2 separate regions of the Homo sapiens genome follow, and region 2 is linked to region 1. A link is an interaction called in ENCODE POLR2A ChIA-PET data of the cell type or tissue named here. Cell type or tissue: Caco-2. All regions are shown on one strand.

The links. Peaks named below come from ENCODE experiments on the same cell type or tissue, not always from the same donor. Only the 100,000 strongest peaks of a DNase experiment are listed, where the experiment ranks them.
Region 2: POLR2A ChIA-PET joins it to region 1 with 6 read pairs; 2 of 35 experiments call an interaction of 5 or more read pairs at or near these places.

What each region holds. Positions count from the first base shown.
Region 1 is chr7:66,234,467-66,242,466 of GRCh38, reverse strand. TPST1 (tyrosylprotein sulfotransferase 1) reads right to left here. Exons shown (of 6, transcript NM_003596.4): 2 at 1,197-2,142. The coding sequence starts at 2,041. Among named protein-coding and RNA genes, the nearest start is that of TPST1, 33 kb to the right of the region's middle. RefSeq lists a silencer at 7,119-7,319. In Caco-2, no CTCF peak of the experiment used is centred here; a DNase peak (open chromatin) is centred at 4,136.
Region 2 is chr7:66,375,083-66,383,082 of GRCh38, reverse strand. LINC00174 (long intergenic non-protein coding RNA 174) reads left to right here. Exons shown (of 5, transcript NR_026873.1): 4 at 652-846; 5 at 3,080-7,039. Among named protein-coding and RNA genes, the nearest start is that of LINC00174, 21 kb to the left of the region's middle. In Caco-2, no CTCF peak of the experiment used is centred here; no DNase peak of the experiment used is centred here.

The DNA of each region.
Region 1 (8,000 bases):
TCCTTTGAGATTATCTACATAAGAAATCTATTTACTATACAAGTTCTATACAGCAAAAAAAAATTAAGCAGATATTCCTTGGTGAAAGTAAGAAGGGCACACAAGGAAAGTATTTTTTACAGGTGTTATATATTACTTTGATAAAAAGTATATATAACACCTTTTATATTTCTTTTTATATATGTATATATAACACCTTATATATTTCTTTTTTACAGGTGTTATATATTACTTTGATAAAAGAAAAAAAACAAAAATAAAATTTAGTTATAGCCAACTCTTCTTCATGAAGAGATGCTACCTGAATTTAATAGTAGTTTCCATTTTTATATCCTCATTCCAGGTATATAAGTCATCAAGACAGGTTAGAGGGTATACTAGTTGTCACTTCATAAGAAAAGAAGCAAAATGCTAAAAATCATCATTTGAGAAGTTTTGAATCCAAGGAACTTCTTGTATGGATTAGGCTTCCAAATTTTGGAGATTCTCTAGCCTTTTGTAAAAAATAAGAGAGGTTATATCCTTCAGATGACAAAGGAAGCACAACACGTAGTAAAATGCCACGGAGAAAAGCACGACCTCATTGAGACCAAGGCACAGATTCGAATTCTGGCCTTGCCATCTAAATCTGAACAAATCGTTTTAATCTTACTGTGACTCAGTCTTCTTGTCCATAAAATGAAGAGATTAGGTTAGACGAAGCTTTTATTTTTCTCTACCACTAAAAATTTCAAAATGCTTATAATTCACTATGTGCTCATTAACATGATATATGCACTTCCTGATTTTAACCTTAATCCACACAAAAGCCAACTATCCTCATTAACAACAATATCTAGAAATTAGAAATCAGAAGCCACTAAAACTGAATGATTGGCATTAAGGTCTGAGACCCTGAAGAAGGCTTTTCACCGCCTGTAAGGTGGGTTTGTATCCATCAAACAAATAAAGAGGGCCACGATATATAAATGAAAAAATGAAGTATAAATAAGTGAACATCTGTAATAAACTAGTAGAGAATTAATAAAAAAAGAAACCTCATCAATGAAGCTGTATCTGTTCCAGAAAAGGTCTTCAGTTTCTATATATACACACAGGAACATACACACATATATACATAAAACACATACATACATATGTATAGATCATTATTAGCTAAATATAGAGTCAAAATAAAAAACGTATCTTCTACTCACTTTGACAGAGACACTCCCCCAGCTTTCCCAATCATCTCTTCATGGTGCAATACTGAGTGGTTCCATGGAATCTGGAGGAACTTTAAGAGTGTTCTCATCCACCGTTCAGGATGTAAGACAAGTTGTTCATAGTGAACCAACATGCACTTTTTATAACCAACCTCCATACACTGGTTATACATGGTCTCTATAGCACGATTCCACTTTGTCAAACAGTCCCTATAGCTGTTCAGATCAAATCCAGCTATAGTAACTTTTCGAGAAATCATTGAATGTACTGATGCCCGGCCATCTCGGACCATCAGGAGAAATTTGGCATTGGGGAATAACCTAGAAAGGTAAGTTAAAGATTTCAGGGCAAAAGGATCTTTATTACATAAATAAGGGGCTGGCTCCCCATGCTTAACGATAATTTCTAGTAAGAAGGCTTGCATGGCAGAATCCAGCACTTCATCAGTAACACCAGCCTCATCCAGGCGGATCTTCTCTTTACTTGACCGTGACCACATCTGCTTCAGGGCCAGGATTCGGGGAATGACCCTGGTTTCCTCTCCACAGCGAATGTCAGGATGTGCGTCCAGCATGGCCCTCATGAGTGTGGTTCCACTCCGAGGCACACCTCCAATAAATATTAAAGGCATATCTTTGTGATAGGCAAAGGTTTTGTTGGCTTTGAGGTCCAGGCCAGTTCTCACAGTGGTCCTTGTGCTCTCCAATTTGACTGGCTGGCTACGTTCCTCTATCCGGTGATGGCATTCCATGGCATGCTGGCCCAGGTAAAACACAGTCACAGAACTAATCACCAGACATGCCAATAGTAAGTTCTGCTTCAGCTTTCCAACCATCTTGATGTGGTTATCTTGTTATTAAACAGATATTTTGCTCAAAATGATTTTCGGAAAATGTTCAGGCCATGGACAGTCTACTTCAGAAAGATAACCAACATCTAGTAGAGAAAGGAAAAGGTTATTTATCATTACATTGAGATTGCTTACAAATCAGTCACCAGTTATCACCACTGCATTTTAGGTAGAAAGAAGCTGAAACAGTCTTGGATTCTTTGATATTCTTAAAACAAAATTGAGACCGGGCGCGGTGGCTCACACCTGTAATCCCAGCACTTTGGGAGGCCGAGGCGGGCGGATCACGAGGTCAGGAGATGGAGACCATCCCGGCCAACACGGTGAAACCCCATCTCTACTAAAAAAAAATACAAAAAAAATTAGCTGGGCATGGTGGCGGGTGCCTGTAGTCCCAGCTACTCGGGAGGCTGAGGCAGGAGAATGGCATGAATCCAGGAGGCAGAGCTTGCAGTGAGCTGAGATCATGCCACTGCACTCCAGCCTAGGCAACAAAGCAAGACTCTGTCTCAAAAAAACAAAACAAAACAAAACAAAACAAAAACAAATGAGTAAAATTTGTTTTACTCAGTATATACAGTATATACAAATTTGAGTAAAAATAAATCAATGTTTATAATCAGAAACAGCTTTTGTTAATGAAGTAATTTTGAAGCTATGTACCTGGTAAAGAATGGAAAATAAATAAAACTATTTCTATCAGTGAGTCAACCAAATATTTAATAAGCCCAAGAATGTCTGGAGTCCAACCCAAGGCTGATCTCTGCTATTCAGACTTGCTTTACCTCCAAGCAGTCATTATCTCCACATTCTAACAATGAGAAATTATAGAAGAAATATGAAACAACTTCCAAATCTTTAACAGAGATTCAGTTTATTATCCCACAATTTATTTAGGTACTACAGACCAGATAGGCTCGACTGAGGACCAACTTTGAAAAGGAAAACAGTATAGTAACTTCTGCTGTTGGAAAACAAAGCCTTTTGACAGACAGATATGTAAACAATAACAATAAAATGTGATGAGTGCCTCCGTGGAAATACGCAAAGGGACAATGGGAGCATAATGAAAAGGAGCATGTAATTGACCTGAGGAAGCTGTAAAAGTTTTACAGAAAGTAGGAAGGAAGGACCAGGTGCAGCAGCTTACGCCTGTAATCACAGCTCTTTGGGAGACCGAGATGGGAGGATCATTTGAGCTCAGGAGTTCGAGACCAGCCCACACTGAGACCCTGTCTCTTTAAGAAAGAAAAGACAGAGGGAGGGATATTCTAAACCAAAGGAACTTGTGTGCAAAAGCACAATGGCAAGACAGAACACAGCATAATTAGGTGACAGGAAGAAGTTTAGGAAAGCTAGTGTATAGGCTGCAAACAAAATTGTATGTATAAGTATCTGTGATCTAATCCTCAGAAGGACAGGTAAGATCTGGACACAGGAAGCACTCCATGCTGCAGGTACACTATGACCAAAGACATGGATGTGCAAAAGCAGAAGCATGTATATGAAACAGCTGGAGCTGCTAGTTTAGCTAGAGCAAGGGTATACAGTGGGAAACAGACAGCAACCAGACTACATGTACACCAAAATAATTTACCCTGAATCCTCAGAAGGCAAGTGTGACAGTTAATTTTATGTGTCAACTTGGCTAGACTTTGGTGTCCAGTTGTTTGATCAAACACCAATCTAGATATGTCTGTGAAGGTATATTTTAGATGTGATTAACACTTAAATCAACAGATTTCTAGTAAAGTGGATTACCCTCCATAATACAGGAAGGCCTCATCTAACAGGTAAAGGCTTTAAGAGCAAAGACTGAGGTTTCCTGGAAAAGAACTACAACATAGAAACCCTGCCTGTGTGTCCAGCCTGCTACCGAGCAGAATCTGGAGTTAAGACTGTGGCAGGCCAGGTCTCACTAACGCAGGCCTCCATAACAACTGTTTCAGTACTGACTGAGTGGTTAAGTTAAATATTAAAAGCTAAAAAAAAAAAAAAAAAAGCCAGTGCTGTTATACAAAGGCTGGAATGTAACAAAAGCGCACCAAGAGTTTTGCCCAGGCCTTTCCTGGGCCTTAAAGCATGACAAAATAACGAAGGAATTCTTAACAGGACCCATTTAGGATTAAACAAGTTTTATTAGGGGTCTGAAGAAACTCCCCAGGCCTCCACAAACAAGTTTATTGGAGGTCTGAAGGAACTCTCCAAATCTCCGTGATTTAGCAGGAGATAAGATAAGGGTAATCACCCCAGAACCTAGACCCACTTAGATGAAGTAAACTTACTGAGGCTCCAGAAGAAGGGCTTCAGGACTCAGACTTTAGTTACAGATTAAAAGAAGTTAATCACTTACATCTTCAGATGAATGCACACTTACATGCAGACATATAGGTTAGAAGGTACATAAGCTCAGAAAAACTTTGTAATTTTAAGTCGGTCTGGTGATAATTTCCAGGCCTCCCTGTAACAGTTACAGAAATAAAAACTCTCTTCCTCCCCAGTTCATCTGCATCTCGTTATTGGGCCACAAGAAACAGCAACCCGACCCTCAGTTTGGTCCGGGAACAAGACTGCAACATCAACTCATCTCTGCCCAACTGCCCTGTGAATTTCAGACTTGAAAGCCCCACAATCGCATAAGTGAATTCCTTAAAATCAGTCTCTTTCTCTCCCTACCCCCGACCCCTCCCCATATACAGAGTGGGCATGCGCGTTACCCACCACTCTAAATTCAGTGAGATCCCTTCCAACCCACTAGCAAAGCAGCCAGTCCTAATGGTTTGCCTTACCCTGACTACTGGTTGTTTTTCTGTAAAACCCTAACACAGGGGTTTGGTTTTGTTTTTCTGGAGAACCCTAAGGATACAGTAAATATACCTGGGGAAATGACTAACTACACTAAAAAATACATTCTGAGAGGGAAGACTTCCAGCTACAGCCTAGTGAGAAGGTAGTTAATTCCTCTCCCCAAAAACCAATGATAAAGCTGGGTGAAATGGGCAAAACAACCCTTTCAGTGCTCTGGAAATCCACCAGAAGAATACAACAACCTGAGAAGCATTTATGCTTGAAAAACTGCTAAAAGGTGGGTAAGAACAATGAGGGTCTGTGTAAGGTTACTCCCACCTCATCTACTCATTCAGTAGGTACAGAGGTTCTGCAAGGCAGAGCAGGGCAAGGCAAACCATTAGGACTGACAGTTCACTGAGTTTGGAGTGGGGAAGAACGCACATGACCACCTGCACTGTCAGAGTAAGTGATGGAGCAGGTGGGAGGCGAGTGAGAGGGTGAACAGCTCTAGAAGGTGGAGGTTGCAGTCTGGGTGGGGCACATTTGTTGGCCAACCCAGAAGTGGCATGCAGGCACAGAGGAGACATGAAAGGACTGGGTGGAAAGTAAAAGACAGCAGATCTGAAAAAGCCTAAACTTTGTATGTGCTCCCTACCCACAGAGATCTACTGGCAGAGGACAAATGCCTTACTGGCTCAAGATGTCTGAGGCAACCACTGTCCAAGCACTGGGTGACCACTGATCACTAAGCTATGCAGACAGGAAGGCAACTCCTAGAAAGCCATGCTTAAAAATGAAAACAATTATAAAGTGTGTGCACACTTGTTTTTAAAAAAGCTTTATTGAAGTGTAATTTATATATAGTATGTGAACTTCCAAAACCTAAGACAGGTATCAGTTAATTTAGAAAGTCTATTTTGCCAAGGTTGGGGAACACGCCTGTGAAACAGCCTCAGGAAGTCCTGATGACCTGTGCCCAAGGTGGTTGAGATACAGCTTGGTTTTATACATTTTAGGGAGACATGAGACATCAATCAATATATGTAAGAAGTACATTGGTTCCGTTTGGAAAGGTGGGACAGCTCAAAGCAAAGGCAGTATATATACATTAAGTATATATACTTAAATAAAGTACATATACCTTACACTATATATACTTCATTAAAGTTGTTTAGATATAAACAATCCTAAAAGTGTGTGTGTGTATATACATATATATATGAGAGCAACATAAGCACACATTTAAATGACAAGGCAAATTTATAGAGACAGAGTGAAAAAGCAGGGATTTAAGTGCAAGCTTACATGAAGGAACTTTTTGCGGTGACTGAACTGTTCTAAAACTGAACTGTTGTCATAGTTGTACAACCCTATAAAATCTACTAAAAAATTATTGAATTACACCCTCATACTTGTGAAAGGAAAATAAATCTTGGGGCCCCCAAATCACTAAGCTAAAGGGAAAAGTCAAGCTGGGAACTGCTTATGGCAAACCTGCCTCCCATTCTATTCAAAGTCATCCCTCTGCTCACTGTCTGTCAAAGTATTTTTCTAGTAATGAATTCCTTTTTTTAAAAAAAAGCTGTATTGAAGTGTAATTTATATATATAGTATGTGAACCTCCAAAGTCTGAGACAGGTATCAGTCTCAGTCAGACAGATAGATGCATATATGATTGCCTCCTTTGGAAAGGCTAATCAGAAACTCAAAAGAATGCAACTGTGCGTCTCTCACCTATCAGTGACCTGGAAGCCCCTTCCCCGCTTCAAGTCTTCCTGCCTTTGCTTCGAGCTGTCCCACCTTTCCAAACGGAACCAATGTACTTCTTACATATATTGATTGATGTCTCATGTCTCCCTAAAATGTATAAAACCAAGCTGTATCTCAACTACCTTGGGCACACGTCATCAGGACTTCCTGAGGCTGCTTCACAGGCGTGTTCCCCAACCTTGGCAAAATAAACTTTCTAAACTAACTGATACCTGTCTCAGATTTTGGAAGTTCACATACTATATATATAAATTACACTTCAATACAGCTTTTTTTTAAAAAAGGAATTCATTACTAGAGAAGTACTTTGACAGTCTCAGTAGAATACACCAACTAAGAACTGGTTCTTATTTATTCATGTGTATACTCTTTTAATCATTCATTCAATATATGTTTGAGCACATAGTTTTGTGCCAGGCACTATATAAAGCTTCAACAAAGAATCACAAAGACTAGGTTGAGATTAAAATATCAGCTTAATAAGAAAAAACTGCAAAGAAAAAAGTATTAAGATAATTGGTGGCAATATAGCATTAAAATGTCTATGCAGGAGAATGGCGTGACGTGAACCCGGGAGGCGGAGCTTGCAGCGAGCCGAGTTCGCGCCATTGTACTCCAGTCTGGGCGACAGAGCAAGACTCTGTCTCAAAAAAAAAAAAAAAAAAATCTATGCAGAACATTGCATCCATTATGTTAAAAGACACACTTAAGATGATATCCTAATGTTCAATTCAAAAGGAGCCAGGTAGAAAGAAAAGGAAACAATGGCAAGAAAAGAGAATAATGTAGAAAACAGAGAAGAGTCGATCCTATTATACAATAACATTTTGGTTAAAGAAAGTAAAACCATATTACAGATTCAAAAAAAGAAAGCTTCCGGCTGGGCGCGGAGGCTCACACCTGTAATCCTAGCACTTTGGGAGGCCAAGGTGGGCAGATCATGAGGTCAGGAGATCGAGACCATCCTTGCTACGGTGAAACCCCATCTCTACTAAAAATACAAAAAATTAGCCAGGCGTGTTGGCGGGCACCTGTAGTCCCAGCTACTGGGGAGGCTGAGGCAGGAGAATGGCATGAACCCGGGAGGTGGAGCTTGCAGTGAGCTGAGATCCTGCCACCGCACTCCGACCTGGGAGACAGAACGAGACTCCGTCTCCAAAAAACAAACAAACAAACAAACAAACAAAACTTCCCTGAATGTAAACAGACACTATAGATGTAAGGATCTATACATCCATAGAGCAAAACAAATGGTAACAGACCCAATCTGGACACATCTTGGCAATTCCAAGCACGAAAAATTCTGCAGGCTTCCAAACAGAAAAAATGAAAAACCCAAACGACCAATAACAAGCTGACATTTGATGGCACTGAAACATTAAAT
Region 2 (8,000 bases), 140 kb before region 1:
GCTACTCGGGAGGCTGAGGCAGGAGAATCGCTAGAACCTGGGAGGTGGAGGTTGCAGTGAGCTGAGATCGTGCCATTGCACTCCAGCCTGGGTGACAGGGCAAGACTCTATCTCTAAAAAAGAAAAACAGAAGAATAAATTCTAATGACTTACACATATTCTTTTGACAGCAAGAAGAACTTTTAGTAAATACATTCCTTACAAACAAACAGAAGGCAAATAAACACTGTTGTACAGGAACTTCAACACACACTGTACAATATTCCCACTTTGCTGATGTCAGTTATGGAAATTCTTCATGGTTTACTTGACTATCGCTATCAGTATTTTGCATCTCTCATCATTTTTGTCAACTTCCTCATCTGCTAACTTCTCTCCAAGGTATGTCATATTGTGACATACTGCTGCTGCACGAACATGGCCAGTGTCATCCTATTAAACATGTAGAATCCTTCCCTAATTTGTTTTTTTACCCTCTGTCTCTTTGTTTTGCATTTTTCTTACCCTTATTGTCAGAAACTCCAGAAAGTCAATCGTAGTGATTTATCACCAATTGCTCCATTAATTTATACTTTGCTTACATGGAATTTTGCCCAACAGACATCATTACAATTTCTAACCTTTTTTTTTTTTTTTTTTTTTTTTCCTGAGACAGGGTCTTGCTCTGTTGTCCAGGCTGGAGTGCGGTAGTGCTATCACAGCTGACTGCATCCTCAACCTCTCAGGCTCAAGCAGTCCTCCCACCTCAGCCTCCCAGGTGGCTGAGACTGTACGTGCTTGCCACAATGCCCAACTAATAATTTGGACTTTTCCTATACATGGGTTCCAAAGGGCTGACTGCGAAACGTGAGTATGCATGGATTTTGGTATATGCAGAGATGGGGGGCTGGAACGAATCCTTTCTGTATACTGACGGACGACCATATATGTTTTTACACTTATGCTGTACGACACATATTGTTCCATAGCCTTGAAAATAGTAATTTTTAATGACAAATAATTTTGAATTTAGTGGTATAATATAAAAGCAGCTGACCAGGTGTGGTGGCTCACACCGGTAATCACAACACTTTGGGAGGTTGAAGCAGGAGGATGGCTCAAGGCCAAGAGTTTGAGACAGGTCTCAGAAATCAAGGGAATCACCATCCCTACAGAAATATACATGAATTAGCCTAGTGTGGTGGCATGTTCTTGTAGTCCCAGCTACTTGGGAGGCTGAGGTGGGAGGATCACTTGAGCCCAGGGAGGCTTAGACTGCAGTGAGTCATGATCAGGCCTCTGCACTCCAGCCTGAGTGACAGAGTGACCCCATCTCAAAACAACAAAAAAGTAGCAGCTAACATTAACTGTCCTTCTACCAGGTGCCTATAAATACCATAGATAGTTTAATTTCTTTTTTTTTTTTTTTTTTTGAGACGGAGTCTCGCTCTGTCACCCAGGCTGGAGTGCAGTGGCGCAGTCTCGGCTCACTGCAAGCTCCGCCTCCCGGGTTCACGCCATTCTCCTGCCTCAGCCTCTCCGAGTAGCTGGGACTACAGGCGCCCGCCACCACGCCCGGCTAATTTTTTTTTATTTTTAGTAGGGACGGGGTTTCACCGTGGTCTCGATCTCCTGACCTCGTGATCCACCCGCCTCGGCCTCCCAAAGTGCTGGGATTACAAGCGTGAGCCACCGCGCCCGGCCAGATAGTTTAATTTCTTATAACTGTTTCTTATTTCACTTAACCACTCTGTCTTCAGTTACTACCAGATTTTCACTGTGTTTGTGCAGATGACCTTTTGTTTAGGTTCAGTTGTCTTGCAAGGTATTTCCAGAAGAAAGATTACAGTGAGTCATGGTGAATGGACATTCTCATTGTCCTTGATGTAAATTGACAAGGTTTTGGGTGCCTCGCAGGTATAATCCCAGCACTTTGGGAGGCCAAGGCAGGAGGATTGCTTGACCCCAGGATTTGGAGGAGACAGTAGGGTGAGACAGTGTCTCTATTATTAAAAAAATTGCTGGTCAGGTGTGGTGGCTCACGCCTGTAATCCCAACACTTTGGGAGGCTGAGGTGGGTGGATCACCTGAGTTCTGGCTTGCGATAACCAGCCTGACCAACATGGAGAAACCCTGTCTCTACTAAAAATACAAAATTAGCTGGGTGTGGTGGCACACACATGTGATCCCAGCTACTCAGAGGCTGAGGCAGGAGAATCACTTGAACCCAGGAGGTGGAGGTTGTGGTGAGCCGACATCGCACCATTGCACTCCAGCCTGGGCAACAAGAGTGAAACTCCATCTCAAAAAAAAATAAATAAATAAATAAACAATTGGAAGCTTTACCGTGAAAGGCTTACATACAATTTAAACACCCCTCATTGTATAAGAAAGTGCCCATTTCACTGCATCTTTGCCAGCACAGGGTATTATAATTTAATAAGTTATTTTTTGTTTTATGATTTTATTATTACTTTATTTGTCACATTTCAACATCTTATACATTATTAGCCCTATTTCTTTTCTGTGTGTAAATAGTTGTTTTGTTCTTTGAGACAGGGTCTTGCTTTGTCACCCAGGCTTGACTATAGTGCCATAATCATGACTCACTGTAGCCTTGACCTCACAGGCTCAAACTACCCTCCTACTTCAGCTTCCCGAGTAGCTGGGATTATGAGTATGCACCACCACACGCAGCTAATTTTTTTCTTTTTTTGGATAGAGACAGGGTGTTGCCCAGGCTGGTCTCTACCTCCTGGCCTCAAGCAATCCTCCTGCATTGGCTTCTTAAATTACTGGCATGAGCCACCATGCCTTACTTTGGCTAGTCCTATATTCTCTAGAATTCTCTTTACTTTGTGCTAGCCAATCTCTCATGCTGTTCCCCTGTTATAATGAATAATTATCTATATTAAATTTTAGCACTTTGGGCTTTTGAGTGGTTTATGTCTCCTGATTGGACCCTGACTAATACAGAGTTGATGCTGGGAAGGGTCCCAGGAGACAGACCCACACAGATGGGATTTGGGGATCAGTTTGGTTATCTTAGGGGCCGTGCTGAGCTCCTTGCAATGGGAAATGGGATGCTGTTGATTTCCAGGAAGTGACCTCACAATGACTCAAGCTACCACTTAGTGTTGATTGTGATGAAATGCCAGCTGTGGCATATGCCTTGGGAGCTAAGTGGCTGCTGCACTTGACCACTATGAAGACTGGTGTGGAAGGGTCCTTCTGGATGTACTTGGGCAGGGTCCCCAACGCCAGAGCCATGGAACTGTAAGGAGCCACACAGCCGGAGGTGAATGGTGTTGAATGAGGGAAGCTTCATCTGTGTTTACAGCCACTCCCCATTGCTCACATTCCTGCCTGAGCTCTGCCTTCTCTCAGATCAGCAGCAGCATTAGATTCTCATAGGAGCATGCACCCCATTGTGAACCATGCATGTGAGGGATCTACGTTGCGCTGTCCCTATGAGAATCTAATGCCTGATGCTCTGTCACTTTCTCCAATATTATCTTCAAGTGAGCCACTCCTGGCCCAATTCCTGTCTCCCGTTGGCCTATAGAGGCCAAGCCTCTGCCTCATGATGGCCTCTGCAGGTCAAGCTCCTCCTCCTGGTTCCGTCTACAGGCCCAACACTTCCCTCAAATAAACTCTTCTGCCCAGCTCCTGTCCAGCTCACGGCAGCCACTGTCGGCATGAAAATTCCTCAATTCAAGCTCTCTAGGCCCACCTTCTGCCTCCCACTGGCCTGGACACGCCCAGCTCCAACCTGACAATGGTCTCTACAGGCCCAGCTCATCGGGCTCTGAGGGACCTCTCCAGGCCAAGCTCTTACCTCACGGAGGCTTCTCCAGGTCGTTTCTCCCTGTCTTCAGGCAGTGGTGACAGGTCAGCTCCTCCTCCACAGTGGCCTCGTTTGGGCAGGTCCTGCCTCTTGCAGCCTCTCAAAGCCCAGCTCCTGCCTCTGAGTGGCTTCTGCGCACCCAAATGTCCTCCAGTCAGCCTGTCCTGGCTGAGCTCCTGCGACCTGGCTGAGCTCCTGCCTCCTGTCGGCCTCTATAAACCCAGCCTCTGCTGTATGGTGGCTTCTTCAGGCCCAGCTCTTCCTCCTGGCGGTGTATACAGGTCCAACTCCTGCTTCCCAATGGACTCTTTAGGCCAGGCTCATGCCTTACGGCAGCCTTTCCTGGCCCAGCTTTTGCCTGTTGGCATACCCTCCAGGCCCACAATGTACTCAGATCAGCCACTCCATTCCCAGCTCTTCTTCCTGGCTGTGTCTACAGGCCCAACTGCTGCCTCACAACACCCTCTTTTGGCCCAGCTCCTGCCCAGCACCTGGTGGCCTCTATATGCCCCAGACTTCTTAAAGTCAACTTTGCTAGGCCCACCTTTGGCCTCCCAGCGGCTTTGACAGGACCAGCTCTTGCCTCATGGCAGCTTCCCAACGCCAGGTTTCTGCCTGCATTGTGGCATCCTTGATGGACCCAACTCTTGCTTTATGCCGGCCTTCCCACACCAAGTTTCTGCCTGCCTCATGGCAGGATCCGATAGGCCCAGCTCCTGCCTCTAATGGCCTGGTTAGGCTCATCTCATCCCTCAAGGTGGCCACCCCAGATGAAGCTCCTGCCTTTTGGCAGCCTTTAGAGGCCCAGCTCATGCATCTCATTGCCTCTTGAAGCCCAGCTCATTCCTCAAAACGGCCTATCCACGCCCAGCTTTTCCCTTTGGTGGCTTCTCCAGGCCCAGAAATTCCTCAGTTCGGCTTCGCAAGGTGAAGTTGCTGCCTCCCTGTGCCTTCTCCAGGCCCAGTTCTTCCTCCCAGCTGGGTCTACAGTCCCATCTCCTGACTCAAAACAACCTATTTTGGCTCGGCTCCTGCCCAGCACCTGGCGGCCTTTGTAGGCCTAAAGCTTCCTCAAGTCAAGCGTTCCAGGCCCAGATCATGCTGCCCAGGGGCCTTCACAGGCCCAGCTACTGCCTGACGATGGCTTCCCCAGGCCCAGGTCTTGCCTTCCCCCAGCCTCCCGAGGCCCAGCCCTTGCCTCACAGTTGCTTTCCCAGTCCACGTTACAGCCTGTTACCCGACGGCCTTGACAGACCAAACTCTTCCTTCACACTGGACAGTTTAGGACAAGCTCATACGTCTTCCAGCCTCTCCAGGTCAAGCTCCTGCCTCACACTGGCCTCTATAGGCCCAGGTGCTGAATCGCAATGGTCTGTTTAGGTCCATCTCATGCCTTTCTCAGACTCTCCAAGCGACGATCTGGCCTGACACTTGCTTCTGTGGGCCATGTGATCACTCACACTGGCCTCTTTAGGATCAGGGGATGCCTCTCCACAGGCCGAGATCCTGCCTGTTGTAGGCCCCTTCAGGATGCGCCGCTGCCTGACAGTGGACCCTCCAGGCCTAGATGTTACGTGATCATGGCCTCTGCAGGTCAAGAATTTAAATTTTCGCAGCCTCTATAGGCCAGGCTACTGCCTCCTGATAATGGCTTCTGCAGGCCCAAATCGTCCTGAAATAAGCCTCGCCAGGAACAGCACGTGTGTTGGATGCCCGAACAACCATAGCTTCTCCCGCACAGTGGCCCATGGGGGCCGGGCTCTTGCCTCAGCCTGGCCACCTCAGGCCCAGTTCTTGCCTGTTGGCGGCCGCTCCAGGCCCGGCTCCTGCCCCTCGGCCTCCTCTCCAGGCCCAGAACTGGTTCCCGTCGGCCTCTCCAGGCCCAGCTCTCCCGGCCACCTCCACGGGCCCAGCTCCTGCCTCACGACAACCACGTTCGGCCCAGCTCCTGCCCAGCTCCTGGCAGCCGTTGTAGGCCCCAGGCTTCCCTGCGTTCAGGCCTCCCGGACCCACCTTCGGCTTTCCGGCGGCCCTGAGAGACCCGGCTCCTGCCTGCCAGCGGCCTCTCCCGGCCCAGCTGCGGCCTCACGTCGGCCTCCCCAGGCCACGTTTCCGCCTGCCTCACGGCAGCCCCGGCAGGCCCGGCTCCCGCCTGCCGGGGGCCTCTTGAGGAGGCTCATCTCGTGCCCGGCCGCGGCCTCCCCAGGCCAGGCTCCTGCCTGCCGGCAGGCGCCACAAGCCCAGCTCCTGCGTCCCGAAGGCTTCTCTAGGCCCGGCTCGTGCCTCGCTGCGGCCTCTTGAGGCCCAGCTTTTCCCTTGTGGTGGCCTCTCCAGGCCCAGAACTTCCTCAAGTCGGCCTCCCCCGGTCCAGTGGCTGCCTCCCGGCCTCCTCTCCGGGCCCAGCTCTTTGCTCGCGTCTGCGCCCGTGGGCCCAGCTCCCGTCTCCAAACAGCCTCCTTCGACTCGGCTCCTGCCCAGCTCCCGGCGGCCTTCGTAGGCCCGAAGCCTCCTCCAGTCCAGCTCTCCAGGGCCGCGTCTTGCCTCGCCTCGCCTCCCCTCACCTTGCCTCACCTCGCAGCAGCCTTTCCAGGCCCAGCTCCCGCCTCCCGGCGGCCTTCCCCTGCCACGCTCGTGCCGGCCTCCCGGCAGCCTCCACCAGCCCGGCTCCTGCCTCACGCTGGCCCCTCTGGGCCCAGCTCATGCCTCGCGGTGGCCTCTCCGGGCCCAGCTCCCACCCAGCCTGACGGCGCCTCCCGGCCCCAAGCTGCCTTCCTCGATGTGGCCCAAAGTGGCCCAAAGCGTCCCAAAGTAGGCCTCGCCAGGCCCACCTCCTGCCCGGCGTAGGCCCTGAGGGGCGCGGCCCCTGCCCCATACTGGCCTCTTTTGGGCCCTCTCTTACACCAGCCCCTGTCTCAGGATTGTCTCTTCACGCCCATCTTCTGCCTCATAGTGGTCACTCAAGGCCTCGCTTTTGCCTGATGATTGCGTTTTCTGGTTTTGCTCTTGCCTTGTATTCCCTTCTTCGGGATACAGCTTTTACGTCTTCCATGGTGAACCTCATCAAGGAGACTAAATCTTCCCTGGTCTGTCATTTTTTTCACTTCACACCAGAGTGCCTTGGGAAAACCCCATCTCTTCTTTTAACCTTGAGAGTGGATTTCTGACGAATTGATAATAAATTTTTTCTCTGTGGTTTCAGTGATTTCTGTTTTATTTAATGTCCCATGGTGTTTTTTTGTCTGCTGGGGGTGAGGGTGGGAATGAATTTTTGGCCCTTTGTCTTTGCCCCGGAGATGGTAGCTTCTCACTTCATTTCTTCTGTTTTTATATTATTTACTGTTTTCTTTTCTTTTTTTCTTTTTGTTTTTCCTTAGGTTCTTACTCTGTCACCCAGGCTGGAGTGTAGTCATGTCATTATGGCTTACTGCATCCTTGGCCTTTTGGCCTCAAGTGATCCTCCCAACTCAGTAACTGAGACTATAGGCACATGCCAATATGCCTGGCTGATTTCTGTTTTTTTTATGAGGTTTTTTCTCACTAGGTTGCCCAGTCTGGTCCCAAACTTTTGGACACAAGCATTCCTTTTGCCTGGGCCTCCCAAAGTGCAGAGATTACAAGCATGAGCCATCATGCCCTGCCTGCAATTTTTCTGTCATGAACTATTAATAATTTACTTTTTGCTTAATATTCTATGACTATATATATTTATGTAAATATAGATACTTTAAATTTTTCTTTGATACCAATTTTTCCGGTTTTTTTTTTTTTTTTTTTTTTTTGAGGCTGGGTACTGCTTCGTCATTCAGGATGGAGTGCAGTGGTGTGATCTCGGCTCACTGCAAACTCTGCTTTTTTGGCTTAAGTGATCCTCCCACCTCAGCCTCCTGAATAAATGGGACCCCAGGTATGAGCCGCCATGCCCAGGTAATTTTTATATTTGTTCTAGACAGGAAGTCTCACCATGTTTCCCAGGCTGGTTTCAAACTCCTGGGCTCAAGCGATCCTCTCACATCAGCTTCCCACAGTGCTGGGATTACAGGTGGGATCCACACCTGGCCTGCCATTTTCTTTTCATAGATCATTAAGAATTTACTTTATGCCGGGCACGGTGGCTCACGCCTGTAATCCCAGCACTTTGAGGGGACGAGGTGGGTGGATCACGAGGTCAGGAGTT